2 separate regions of the Homo sapiens genome follow, and region 1 is linked to region 2. A link is a contact called in ENCODE Hi-C data. All regions are on one chromosome and are shown on one strand. Each heading gives the region's core, a stretch centred on a gene start or an enhancer-like site at or near the end of the contact. The rest is flanking DNA. Distances are from core to core; before and after follow the strand shown.

Evidence for each region. A loop is a pair of places that touch in the nucleus more often than their neighbours do. Pooled maps may share reads with other maps.
Region 1: a loop to region 2 is called in a pooled map, with 15 times the contacts of the local background. The contact joins the promoter of LINC-PINT here to the enhancer-like site in region 2. A Hi-C loop is called at or near these places in 2 of 37 single-sample maps with no recorded cell type and 4 of 50 pooled maps.

What each region holds. Positions count from the first base shown.
Region 1 is chr7:131,106,323-131,112,641 of GRCh38, forward strand. LINC-PINT (long intergenic non-protein coding RNA, p53 induced transcript) reads right to left here and starts at 3,603. Exons shown (of 8, transcript NR_170176.1): 1 at 3,415-3,603; 2 at 1,398-2,481. It also overlaps a transcript of MKLN1 not described here. RefSeq lists silencers at 1-113, 1,492-1,541, 1,562-1,621, 3,679-3,728, 3,809-3,958 and 1 more and enhancers at 1,604-2,455, 4,850-5,391.
Region 2 is chr7:134,993,565-134,999,949 of GRCh38, forward strand. It overlaps AGBL3 (AGBL carboxypeptidase 3), which reads left to right. Exons shown (of 17, transcript NM_178563.4): 4 at 1-114. Among named protein-coding and RNA genes, the nearest start is that of AGBL3, 10 kb to the left of the region's middle. RefSeq lists enhancers at 1,977-2,096, 2,477-2,556, 2,757-2,826. Within about 2 kb of position 2,592, at least 3 of the 41 ENCODE cell types and tissues checked have a DNase peak (open chromatin) inside an H3K27ac peak, as active enhancers do.

The DNA.
Region 1 (6,319 bases), core at 2,353-4,852, 3.9 Mb before region 2:
CGCCTCCCTGCCATGGCACTCCCCGGCGACCGGGGCTGCGGCCCCTAGCGCTGCGAGGGATCCCGAGCCTGTGCCCACCCCACCTTGGACGTCACCCTCCTCGGACCACCCAACCCACACCTTCCGCCTAGGGCGGGGCGAGGGGAGGACGGCTACGAGCTGTCAGGAGCCTCCAGCTTTCCCCGTGACGAAGCTCACCCTCGCCCTGATGTCGCCACTCACCCAGCAGCGGGCTGCGAGCTGGAGCAGACGTTAACACCGAGGGAGGACTGAAGGGAACGTCTTGATTTTTCTCCTTAATTTGCCACAGACACAGGGAAAAAAAAAAAAAAACAAAAACAGCAGACGCAGCTCTACCTTTGCGCTGGCTTTAAAGCTTTTAAGCTCCCCACGTCATCCTACCCCATGCAACAGACTTACCGAATAGCAATGCCCACCCCACACACCTGCTAGGTAACTCGCCTTCTGGAAATCGGGGGCCCCACCCACCCCGCCTTCTGGAAACCTGCGCCTGGGGTGGGGTTGAAGAGACACTGTCTGGTATCCTAAAGTCAGAGGGCGTGAGGAGACCGGCGCCCTTCGCCCCACCCAGGCGCGCTGCACCCTCCGGTCCCCGTCTCTAGAGTGCACCAAGGCATCCTGCGTCCCTGCCGGAGAAAAGAGGGACGGGGCCAGAGGCCCGAGTTCCAGGGAGTTGCTGATTCCAGTGGAGAACCGAGACACCGCGTCCTTTCTAATTAATAAGCACGCCACCCCCTACCTCCAACCCCCCCCCCCGCCCCGCCTTTATTTCTTGTTGACAGCAAAGGTGGGGGACGTGGGAGAAAGGCAAGAGTTGTCTCTAGGTTCGGGATGTTGGGCTGCGCGGAGGGAAGAGGTGGGATCTCGAAATGGAAACAGTCCCCCCTTCCTCCCCCCTCCCCTCCTCCTCCTCCTCCTCCTCTTCTTCTGTTTACCTCAAGTTTGAATTTTATCTGCGCAACATTAGCTGGAATGCGGACATTGAAAAAAAAAAAAAAACACTCTCTCAGCCCGGCAGCAGCTCCGGAGGAGCCATGTGGCATCAAGCCACAGCAAAGGGGAAAAAGTGCTCTTAGCAACACAAACATGGCGAAATCGCTCTCACAAGCCGGGTTCCCGCGACAGCCCTACCTTCCCCCGCTCGCCTTCCGAACGTCCTGGCCAGGAACCGCAGACCCCTTCCGGGGGACGGCGAGGGGGCCCCGGGCTGAGCGAGGGTGGGCGCACGGGGCGTGCTAAGGGGAAATTGACTAGCCAGCCGATCAGCTCCGCCGGCAGCGGAGGGGACGCCTTCTTCACGCCCTGAGATCGCAAAGGAGAGCAAAATTCCCATCCCAAAGTCCTGCGGGACCGGCTTCCCCACCCGACGAACTTACCCCAGGGCTGAACGCACGCTGCTTTAGCTCCTTGCCTCGTTCCTTCCTCCCGGGCGCGACGCGAGGTGAAAATGATGCGCACGTAGATTTGTAGAGCGTATTCTTGAGAATTTCCCTGGGATGAATCGGGAGGAGCGGTGGAGACTCCGGAGACAGGTGCCGCGCTGGTCTGGGCTGCCGGCTAAAAGTTGTCCTCCGCGCGGTGGGCGGTGGGGTCCCCGGCCAGGGCCAAGGACCCCGGCTCCCTGCCCCCCGGCGTCGCCCACTTGTCACGCCAGGCTGCTGCGTGCACTCGGCTGCAGGGGAGGTGGCGTAGTTTCTCTTCCTCCCACCTCTTCTCACTCACTTGTTTTTGTAGCCGTGGGCTCCCCTAATGCTTTCCTCTCCACAATGTTGTTTCATTATATCATGTCCATCATGTGACACCAGAGAGGCCTCTCTATGGAAACTTAAAGGGGCTCCCACGTGACTGCAGCAGCAACAACAGCAGCAGGACTGGCGGCGGCGGCCGCAGCGGCGTCCGTACCTCCACCCACCGGGAGCCCCTCGAAGCATCCCGGAGGGGCTTCTGGCGCTGCAGGAGCCCCGATCGGGGAGCCACAGCATCCGGGAGCCGTGGTGTCTGTGCGTGCGTGGAGCCTGTGCTCATGACATAGGAAGCCGAACAGAAGGAGCGTCCTCAAATCCTTTCCTACAGTCACCAAACCCACGCTCTGTTAAAATGACATTTCGTGGCTCCTACTTTGTTTCCCCGGAGAGCAATGAGTTTTCTATCAGGCCTGATTTAGTTTGACAAAAGTCAAAAAGAAAAACTGGATTTGTCCCTCTGCGAGTTCAGTCAGATCGCTGGGAAAACAGAAATGACAAAACAATAATAACAGAAATAGAACCAGGCATTTGATACATAATTACCATCACCACGGCTTTCAAGCTTTCTGGAATTACGTTCCTCCAGTAACTGTTGATGATGCTTGCAGGAGGCAAAATGCAATGCAGTTTTTCTCTTCCGCAGCTATATTAGGGCTTTGTTGCTGACAACAGTGAAAACTTGTTTGTGTCAGGAAGTGAGGTACGGAGATATGACCTGGAAGGTACAGACAAAACCAAAGTGGCAGTTTTTGCATTACTTTTCTGACCACATTCTTTCAAATGGTGACAAGAAGGCGGTCTGCTGTAAAATTCGTGGGGTGTTTGATGGGAAACAAAATAATCAGAAAAACATAATTATCCCTAGCCATACCATACTTGCTAGACGCTAGAAAGTATACATATATGTAATCTCTGTATACATAGAGAAAGCAAAAAGCATGTGCACTTTAATATTTTTGAACCACTAATTTTGTCATCATTTGTACCATTAACAAACACTTGGAAAGACTCACTCAAGTCCAGGGATGTGTGGAAACTCACAATGTTGAGTGCTGTGGGTATTACTGACTCACAGTCCCTTAAAGGGTTTGTACCATAAATCCCAAATTTCTGCCTTAAAGTTTTTACAGACATGGAGATTTTATCCTGTAAATCTAAGCCAGATAGCTATTTCTGGGTTTTTTAGTTCATGCTTTTCCATTTTATAAAGGAAACTGTGTGGATTGGCGGAATCAAGAAAAACTTCGCAAGAAACTGAAGAGTGGGATGGAAGATCTTTTCGTTTGGCCTTGCCTTGACTCTGTCTCTCTCCACCTCATCAGTTTACTTCATCAGCCATGATGAATGAGCTCCATTCCAACCCTTCTAATTCTATAATATCTCTCCCAAGTTTTACCTTCCTATCTCATGCCTAATTCTTTTCATCCCTTTCCTCCTACCTCCCTTGCCTCCCAACTCAGCCCCTTTTCTGCCTGGGGGCTCAGCTCGGGCCTCCCCAAAGACTGTACCCCCCACCCTCCCCTGCAGCTACCCCCACCCCCACGCCCTTCCCAGCTCGGCCTCTCTTCTTTGCAACTCTACCTCCTTACCTCTTTTGACCTCTAATCACCTTCACAGTCTGGCCCTTGACTTCTGGGCCTCTTCTTACCTCTCTTTACCTGAAATGTCCTGGCCCTCACTGGGGTCTCCTCCACACCCTTCTCTCTGGTCCCATCCCTTCTGCTGCCAAGCCCCAGCGTTCCTCCGGCTCGGCCTGGTCAGCTTGAGCCTCATTTTGTTCGCGTGCCCCTGGGCTGGGAAAGGAGTGTGTGGTGCACAGTGGGGCCAAGGATCCCCTGGGGCCGCGGCCTCTGCCTCGCCCCCTCCACCCCTCCCGAGTCCCGGTTGCGGCGCTTCCTGGGCGGATGGCTTGAAATTGCTGCAGCAGCTGCGGTTCTGCTGTGTCATGCAAGAAGGAGGCGGCGGCGGCGGCGGCGGCGGCCGGAGCTGGAGGGGGAGGAGGGGAGGAACCTGATCCTCCGGTAGCGAAGGGCTAGAGGCAAACACCGAGCTCCTCCAGAGCCGCCCGGGAGCAGGGAGGGCTCCGCTAGCCCGGGGGGCCCTCCCCGCGGGGCAGATGGTAAGTGGGGCGGTGCAGGTGGTCGCCTTGGGAAGGGAGCGCGCAGGGGGGTAAGGTGGGGCGGCGGGAAGTGCTAGAAGTCACCCCAGCCAAACTGAAGGAGCCCAGTTTCCAGCTGAGAGGGACCCAGGCCGTAATAAGGATGTCCAGCCAAACGCAGCAATAATTACTATTGGAGTGACGCCCCGAAGTTGACCCCAAGCTACACAGAGGGTGGAGTGGTGCATCCTGAACCCAGGACAGAGCTGGAGGCAATGATTCAGGGTTTGAGAAGTATCAGCCCATCGGCCTGGCGCTTTAAGGTGCAGCTGAGTAGGAAAAGCCAACCCACATCATATTCCCAGAGCCTTGCTGCGCTTTCTGGGTTGTCTTGTTCAAAACTAGTGAAAGGGATGGGAAACCTGCCCAACCTCACTTTAGCCACGAAAATAATGCTCTTGGCCAGTGGCCTTGGACAAACAGCCTCTGGTGCAACAAAACAATCAATAGGAAGAAGAACTTCATTCCCCTCACCATCCTCCTTCCCCAAGTTCCTTTGACCAGCATACCTCATTCGGCTTAAAGGAGAAAGAAAACTATGTGTGACATTCCCTCCCAGCCTACCTGCAGCCAGCCTCCTCACCACACAAACTGCCCATCCCGCTTCTCTCCTCATCTTCAGAGCCATGATTCCAAGAGACATTGCAATACTACTCACTTTAGGTGAGAAGACTGCCTGAAACTCTGAACAATTTCACCTCCCTTGCCCTTTGCCACAGGGGATTCAGAAACCTACAACTGAGAGCAGGGAAATATACGGACAGGCTTGGCACGTAGGAACATTACTTCCTTCACTGGAGTGTAGTTCTCCAGACAACTTTTTAATTATGATTATTCCCTTCCATTGCACTCCTGGAAATTTCAAAGCACTTTCTAAAACATCATTTTTTTTATGTCAGTCATACATTTAGAGGTAAGGGGTTGATGGGATTAACTGAAAGGCTAATGACTGTCTCAAAAGCACATGCTGTTGCTAGGGAACCCAAGCTCCTGCTGCTCTCTAATCACCAGCGTGTTCCGTGGAAATCAAACTGCTCAGGGTGTTATTAAAATGAATGGCATCGGGTTAAAGGCATTCTTGCTTATGTTGTAGCATCCTGGATTATTATCGATTGCCTCACACCCACATATCTTGTTTTCCTAATTTGATTTCTGTATTTGCGTCACTGCCAGGGACACTCAGACTAGACCAGTCAGTTCACTTCCTGTTTCTCAGAACTGGTTTATATTTGGTCTCGTAGCACTAGCTGGTAAAACATTATCAAACTGATCCTCTTGGAAAGAAATCTTTGCTTCCCATTGAAAACAAAATATTCCAATTAAATTGTAATTCCTGTGGAAAACGTCATCATTTGAGGAGTAGACTGCCAGTTGCCATTTGAGAAACAATCCTTGAAATGTAAAGCCTAGAAAAAAAAAACATCATCTTGATTTCTTTTACCCAGAATCTTCATTCCTCAGCACTAGAACTAAGACAAACTCGAGTAAAGAGTAGATTTAAGTATACTTCTAAAATGAAACGCATAAATAAATAAATAAATAAATAAATAAATACATGTCGAAGCTGGGGAAATCATTTAGACTAAACAAGGCATAAAATTGAATGGAATCCAGGCCCAGGAAGGACAAGTAATTTTGGGTTAGCATTGTGGCATTCGGAGAACACAGTGTGACTACAAGGCTACACTACAAATAGGAAACCCCATCACTTTGTGTACTAATTGTCTTTTTTACCAATTCCTCTATGTCCCTGGACAAGACAACCTTGTTTTGTTTTGTTTGTTTTCAGTTCCTTCCTCTTTATAACAAGGATATTGCAAAGGCAATATCAGAAAGATAAGCCCTATGTAAATAGGTGGATTCTGATGTAGATAATTTGTTTAGATGGAAAATGAAGCCCTTTGAAAAAGATGTATAATGGCATCGATAGCCTGGATGACCTTGAGTGAGCCATTGTAGGTCTTATGTCAGTTTCTTCGTGGAAGCTTAAATGAAAGTGCTGGACTAAAGGATTTCTAAGGTTCCTCCCATTTACAAACTTCTGTGATGAGATTGAACTCACTACATAAAAATTTCAATTTTAGCTGGATTTTGCAATGTTAAATTTAAGCACTGAACCTTTAATATCTATCCATAGGAACCTTGAGGGAAATGATGGGAAATGACTTTCTATTGATGTATCCATTTTTAGTGTCTGTTGACAGAAAAATAAAATTTACCTTGCTCCCCATGTACTTAGTCTCTCCCTGCCTCAGTGGTATTATGGAAGCAACAGGATAAGAGTTACAAAAGGATATAAAAGTATAGAGAAAGTTCTTTCAGTCTACTCACTTATTTATTATGACAACGTGTCACTGTGTTACCCAGGCTGGCCTCCAACTCCTGGGCTCAAGCA
Region 2 (6,385 bases), core at 1,342-3,841:
TGCCACGTCTTCGTGAACCAAGGGATTTATATGGTGTCTCTTCTTCTGGTCCATTGAGCCCAACACGGTGGCCATACCATTGTGAAGTCATCGATGAAAAAGTCCAGCATATTGGTATGTTTTTAGCAGTTTGGGGGATTCAGACATTAGCAAACTTACTTTGCCAACCTTAATTTTAATGAGGAGACTCACAATGTTAGAAAACAGCACATTCCAACAGAAATATAACATGAGCCACATAATGTAATTTTAAATTTGCTTGTAGCCACATTTAAAAAGGCAAAAAGAAGAAAATGAAATTAACTTTAAAAATGGATTTTATTTAACCCAAATATATCCAGAATATTTCACATTCTTTTTGTCCAAAGTCTTCAGAATCTGGTGTGCATTTATCTTTACAGACATTTGAATTGAGATCAGCCACATTTCAAGTGTTCAGTAGCCACATGGGCTTAAATGGAGGCACTTGCAGCATTTGCTTGGCTCCTGAAGCTTTAGCAATTCTAAACAATTCCAAAGGGCATGACGGTGTCCCAGGCACAAACTCATACACAGAGTGAAGTCACAGATGGAGGCTATGCCGGAATGGCTGTGAGCTGTAGTCCTGCTCTTTGTGGCTCTCTGTCTCTTTCTCCTTATTTCCTCCTTGTAGGTCTGTCTTCTTAGTGTATCTTTATCTTCTTTTACCACTTTCTGCCTTTCTCCTTTTTTCCTCTTTTCCTCTTTCATTTTCTCTTTCTGCTCCTTTGTCTTTTTCCCACTCTCTGCTTTTTCCTTTAATGGATGTTTATGAAACTGAAGAGTATATATTTTAGTATATATAGATTTTAATATTTCTGTATGTGTCCATTCCCAAATTCATTTTTGCTTTTCCAAGTAAAGCTTATAGCCTCATCTCTCCAATCCGTGCACAGGCATGACAGAAACATCCCATTGTTCATCATCTTTTCACTGCCATGACTTTCCACCTTTTGTTGATTGAGGCACGCAAACATATGTTATTGCCAGGTGGAGATCTTATGGACACTCATTGGTGAATAAAAAAAAATTACACATACATACTTTTTATAACTACACTTATTGCAGTGCCTACTAGGAGTTCTTAAAAACTAAATTTTCTTCATATATCATCTGGCATATAGATAGATAGACATGGGGAGAAAGGACGGGTGGAGAGAGAGAAAGAACACTGATTTTTGTTCATAGAGGACAAAGGTAATTTTTCTCAAGAATTCCAAAGTTATAGGGTTAAAAATATATTAAAGAATTCATGCTTAATAGTACTAAACAGAATCACTTCCTTACACATCTCTTCAAAGCTGGGTATATATTTATCTTCTGTAGTATAGGACATCTCTCTCTCTTTTTCTCCTTTCAGTCCTTCTACCATCATCCCCACCTCTCCTCTGCTACCACCCCCTCCAACCTCATTTTTCCTACAGCACCAGGTCAGGAAATAAAAAAGTCCAACAGAGAAAACACTGCCATGCTACTGAATTTAAACCTTCCCCCAAGCCTTTCTTTTTGTACTTTGGTTCTGTTTCCTAGCCTCCTCATGACATATCTGTGACAGAGGGAATGGATAAGGAGCAATAAAGGAAAATCCCTACTGCTCCTACTGTGACTTCTGCCTAATTTCTCTCCAGTAACAGTGACGAGAGAATGAGAGCAGAAGAGACCCAAAAGGAAGAGGAAAGCAAGACCCCGTCGGGCCACTGCTTCTCAGTGTCACTTCCAGCCGCATGTGCTCATTCCACTCAACTTGGTTCCACCTCACCTAACTAGAAAACCCTTCTGTCACATCTTTGCCACACCTTTCTCTTCCTTAAATTTCCTAGCCCTCACTTTCAGCCGTCATTTTGCCCTCAGTCACAGGAGTCACCATCAGCAGCTCAGAGTGGGGAGAGTTTCTATTTTCCTTGGTTGCTTGGTAATCCCCCACTGTTACTGCTGAGGTTCTTTCAGATGTGGGCAGCTGTGTTTCTGGCCTCTTCTATTGAAATTCTAAATATAGTTTCTAACCAAAATATTGTTGTAAGAGTGGCTAGAGTTTGTGGTGCCTCCTTTCAGATATCTTACATAATGAATAGACTTTGGGCCCTGTGAATCCAGCCTCCACCCTGGTGAAGGTGCAACCTCTCTCAGCATACGTTTCCCAAGATCCCCAGAGTCATGATGTCACACAGCTACTGGTCACACTATCTGTGCAAGGTATAGTCATGCTGGATAAAAGCTTTATTTTGGGCTATGCCACTGTTCTTTTATTTTCAGTCTGTGCCCCTGAAATTTTTGCAAGCTCTGCTGGTCCTCAAGCCAACTGGAACACCCAATACAATACATCCTTGTGTAGGAAGAATCAAAATCTTCTCCCACATGTGTCCTTGATGGCTTTTTCCACCTTTGCTTGCTAGCATTTCAGAAAGTTTACTTCCCACAGTCTTACGTATTGCTCTAGACCTTGCTTTTGTCACTTGACTATTGCAAAGATTTTACAAATTTGGATATTTGAAAGGACTTATAAGACTTCACAGAGCATTCTTCTGTGTGGCTTTTATTCAAAGGCACAGGATACGGTGCAGCAAGAGAAAGATACTGTGGCAAGCATTGGGGCCCAGGTGCAAGCTTTCCAGGGGCCTTATTCACACACATAGACTGCCTGTCTTCAGACTGAAACACCAAGATCTATGTGATGCATCTTAGCTTCAGAAAACCTCAAGGCAAAAGTTCCCATCTGGGTTTTTAGACCCCTGTAGTCATGACATCAAGCCAGGCTGTCTTCCTGATTCTGCCAAATGAAAACCATCAGTAAACAAACTGGCCATGCGGGGGACATGAAACTCTCAGGGGGAGTTTCAGACAGTAAACAGCACATCATTAATCTTACTGTTCTTATCTTGGCCAAGAGTCAAAGCTGGACAGCCAGAATTCCCCAGAGGTAAAAATAGAGCTTTTCCAGTCCAGCTATAAATTAACTCTGTCTTACACAGTCATCTATCTTGAAAGACTTTCCATATCAGTTTATATATATTAGTCTCCTTTTTTATAAACTGGTACATCAGATTTCATTAAATGGATGAATCAGAATTTCTTTAACTGGTACCTTATTAATGAATTTAAGGGGTTTCCAGTCATTGGCTCTGACAAACAGAACTGCATAAATATCCTTTTATGTGTGGCCTAATGCATATATACGTACATATTTTGGGGGTACATTCCCATAATTTCTGGTATAAGGATACTGTCAAATTTTCCTCCAAAAAGAGTTGCATCAATTTATTGTCATAAAAGCAAATAGTTTATGAGTGTGGTCAGGGGTCCTCAAGACAACTCATATTCAATAATTTGCTACAAAGACTTGCAGAATTCAGAGAAGCCATTATACTCATGGTTATGGTTTATTATGTCCCTGAAAGGACACAGATTAAAATCAGCAAAGGTAAATGGCGTATAGCAGTGGTCCCCAAACTTTTCGGCACCAGGGACCAGTTTCGGGGAAGATAATTTTTCTGTAGATGTTGGGGGATGGTTTTGGGATGAAACTGTTCCACCTCAGAGCATCAGGCATTAGTTAGATTCTCATGAGGAGCACACACAACCTAGATCCCTTGCATGCACAGTTCACAATAGGGCTTGTGCTCTTATGAGAATCTAATGTTGCTGCTGATCTGACAGGAGACAAAGCTCAGGTGGTAATGGTCGTTCGCCCACTGCTCACCTGCTGCTGTGTGGCCTGGTTCCTCACAGGCCATAGACCAGTACTGGTCCATGGCCTCAGGGTTGGGGACACTTGCTATGCGGCAGGGTCCAGATGAGACCTAGCACAAGCTTCCAGTTGTTCTCTCCCTGTGGAGTCTTAGAAACAGCACTTAATTCTCCCAGCCATAATGTGAGATAATATGAAGTGCTGCAAATCAGGGAAGCTCATCTAGCTTTGATGTCACTGGTTTCTATTGCAGGTTGGTTATATTTACATTCAGTGCCCACATGGCTGACCTTAGTTACTTAGTCTCTGGCCTTTCCAGGGGTCAAAATTGATACTGTGTGTCCAAGGCCTCTACCACCACCACCACCACAATAAATCAATTGTTAGCATAAACTACTATCTGACATAGCCCAAGGTCCCAGGTAGACAAAGATACTCTTAATGAGGCAAGGTATTCCAAGGCATCAGAGGCTATCTCCCAAGAGTTTAGCAAGGTCCAAACCTTTACAATGTGCAAGGTTTGGACAACCAAGGCCTGCTGAGTTAATCATTTACACACAGGCTACCCACTGTCCCTTGGCCTAGGCTCTCTTTAACAAAGAGCCTAGTTTGTAACTAGTATAATTATCTCCTATTTTAATATTCTGCTATTTATACATTTTAACAAACTTGTACATAAATATTCAGCATAGAAATTAACTCATAATTAAGTAGATCCAGTTCTTACTCAGCCCATTTTTCATTGATATTACATACCAAGGAGGCCGTGATTCAATTTTCCAATACATTTGATCATCATCATATGACTGACTTACCTAAGGGAGAGGAATCATACCAGCAATACCAATGTTATACTGTATCTGCAGTATTGTAGTAGATGTAACCTGAAAAATAAGAATCAAAAGATAATGGCTCATTACCTCTGTCATTAACAATTAATTGGTCCAGTTCATCATTATATCTTATGACCAGAATGTCTCCCAGAGCAATGCCACTCAAGTTTGCAGGCTTCCATTCAACCTTTTCAGCTTCTAAGAGTAAGGCTAGTCTTAGAAAACTGACTTTACCTTTTTGGGCATCTAGGATAATTAAGCTAAGAGACTACAGTCTCTTGCTCTGAGCCTCTCTCAAAACACCAGTGTAATACTAGATTTTCCTCATTACCTATTTCATTTATTTATTCCTGTGCCTTGGCTATTTCTCCTATTTTTCACTTGTCATAATTTTTTACCCAAACGTTTTCACCTTTGGAAGAGTTGTTAGGCTTAGCCACTGTCCTGGTCTAGATTGCCAGCAGTAATACCAGTCTAGCTCGTGCTTCCTTTCAGCTCATTCCCTTTTATTTAGAGTAAGGATATATAGGTACAGAACTAGTGGGCTATCTTGACCACCAGGAAATACAGCTGCATTCACTATCAATCTGAATTTTGCCAGGTGGGGTGAAGACACAGTCCACCCCGTTAGGCCCATAGCAATTCCGACATAAAGGTTGAAAGGTAAGTTTCTTGCTTAAGAATGATTCCTGTTTCTAGCACCTGCAGTCTCCAACCACTGCCCCAGGCTGGAAAAAAAAAGAAAAGTTGAGGTGACTGGAGAAATCATTTTGTAGTTTGTACCAGTGTCCTCCTCTATCCCTTCTCCAGATCCACCATAAAAGAATTTGTCAAGTGGGGACCCACTCTTGTCCCCCTCATGTTGAATGTGCATACACATGAAGGTATATATGTCAGCCCTTCCTGCCTTTATCACCCCCTATTTTAGACAAAAAAAAAAGTTTCAATTACCTTTTCCAATTCTCTAGTAAACCACTAGTCCATTTTGATGTGATATCTTTTTGCCCATCATTAGACACTATGGGCTGTAAAGTGTGTTTCTTGGTCTGAAGAAATATAACTTGATGGTCCAAATTGCCACAGTATCTTCTGTTTCAGTCCTTTTACAGTATTCTAAGCATTTTGTATCCATCTACCTCTGGGGGTGCAAAGCCTAGTCCAGAGTAAATGTCTAGTCCTGTCAGGACCCTTTTATAGTCTCTGGGGGCTACCACAGCATTCCGATGTAGTTACTTGTCAGTTGTGTGTGCCACCTGCTCCCCAGGAAATCTGCCCATAGCCACCTGCGGTCTCCGTCTCTCTTGAAGCATTTATTTGTATTTTGTGCCTCAGAGGGAGTAAGAGAAATATGCCAACAATCAGCCCATGCCTACATTCCTACACCTCTCCCATTTCCATTTATTTCATGGACCCACATGCCCACCTCAAGTAAACACACCAAGTTTTCCACTTACTGGGTCCAGTCATCATCTGATCCTGGAAGAGTGTTCTTCTGGTGGGCACTGACATGTCCTACTTTAATGTGCCCCTAAATTCCATGGTGATTTCCATAGGATGGTGCCCCACATGGGGCATCTAATAGACTAGTTTTTCATCACCCATCTATTTGACCATATGGCCAGCCATTGGCACACCCAAACTTTGATTATTTTTAAATGGAACTTTTATACTTGTTCAGTTTTTTCATCACTGCAAGGACAGCATATAGTTCAGCCTGAGCAGATTGTTCTTACCTTCCTCAATCAGAACTTTTCCATCATCTGATGTAGTACAGTAGTCTTCCAAACAGGATGTTGATTATCCACCTTGGAACTGCCATCAGTCAACCTAGTAGCTCTCTTTCAATAGA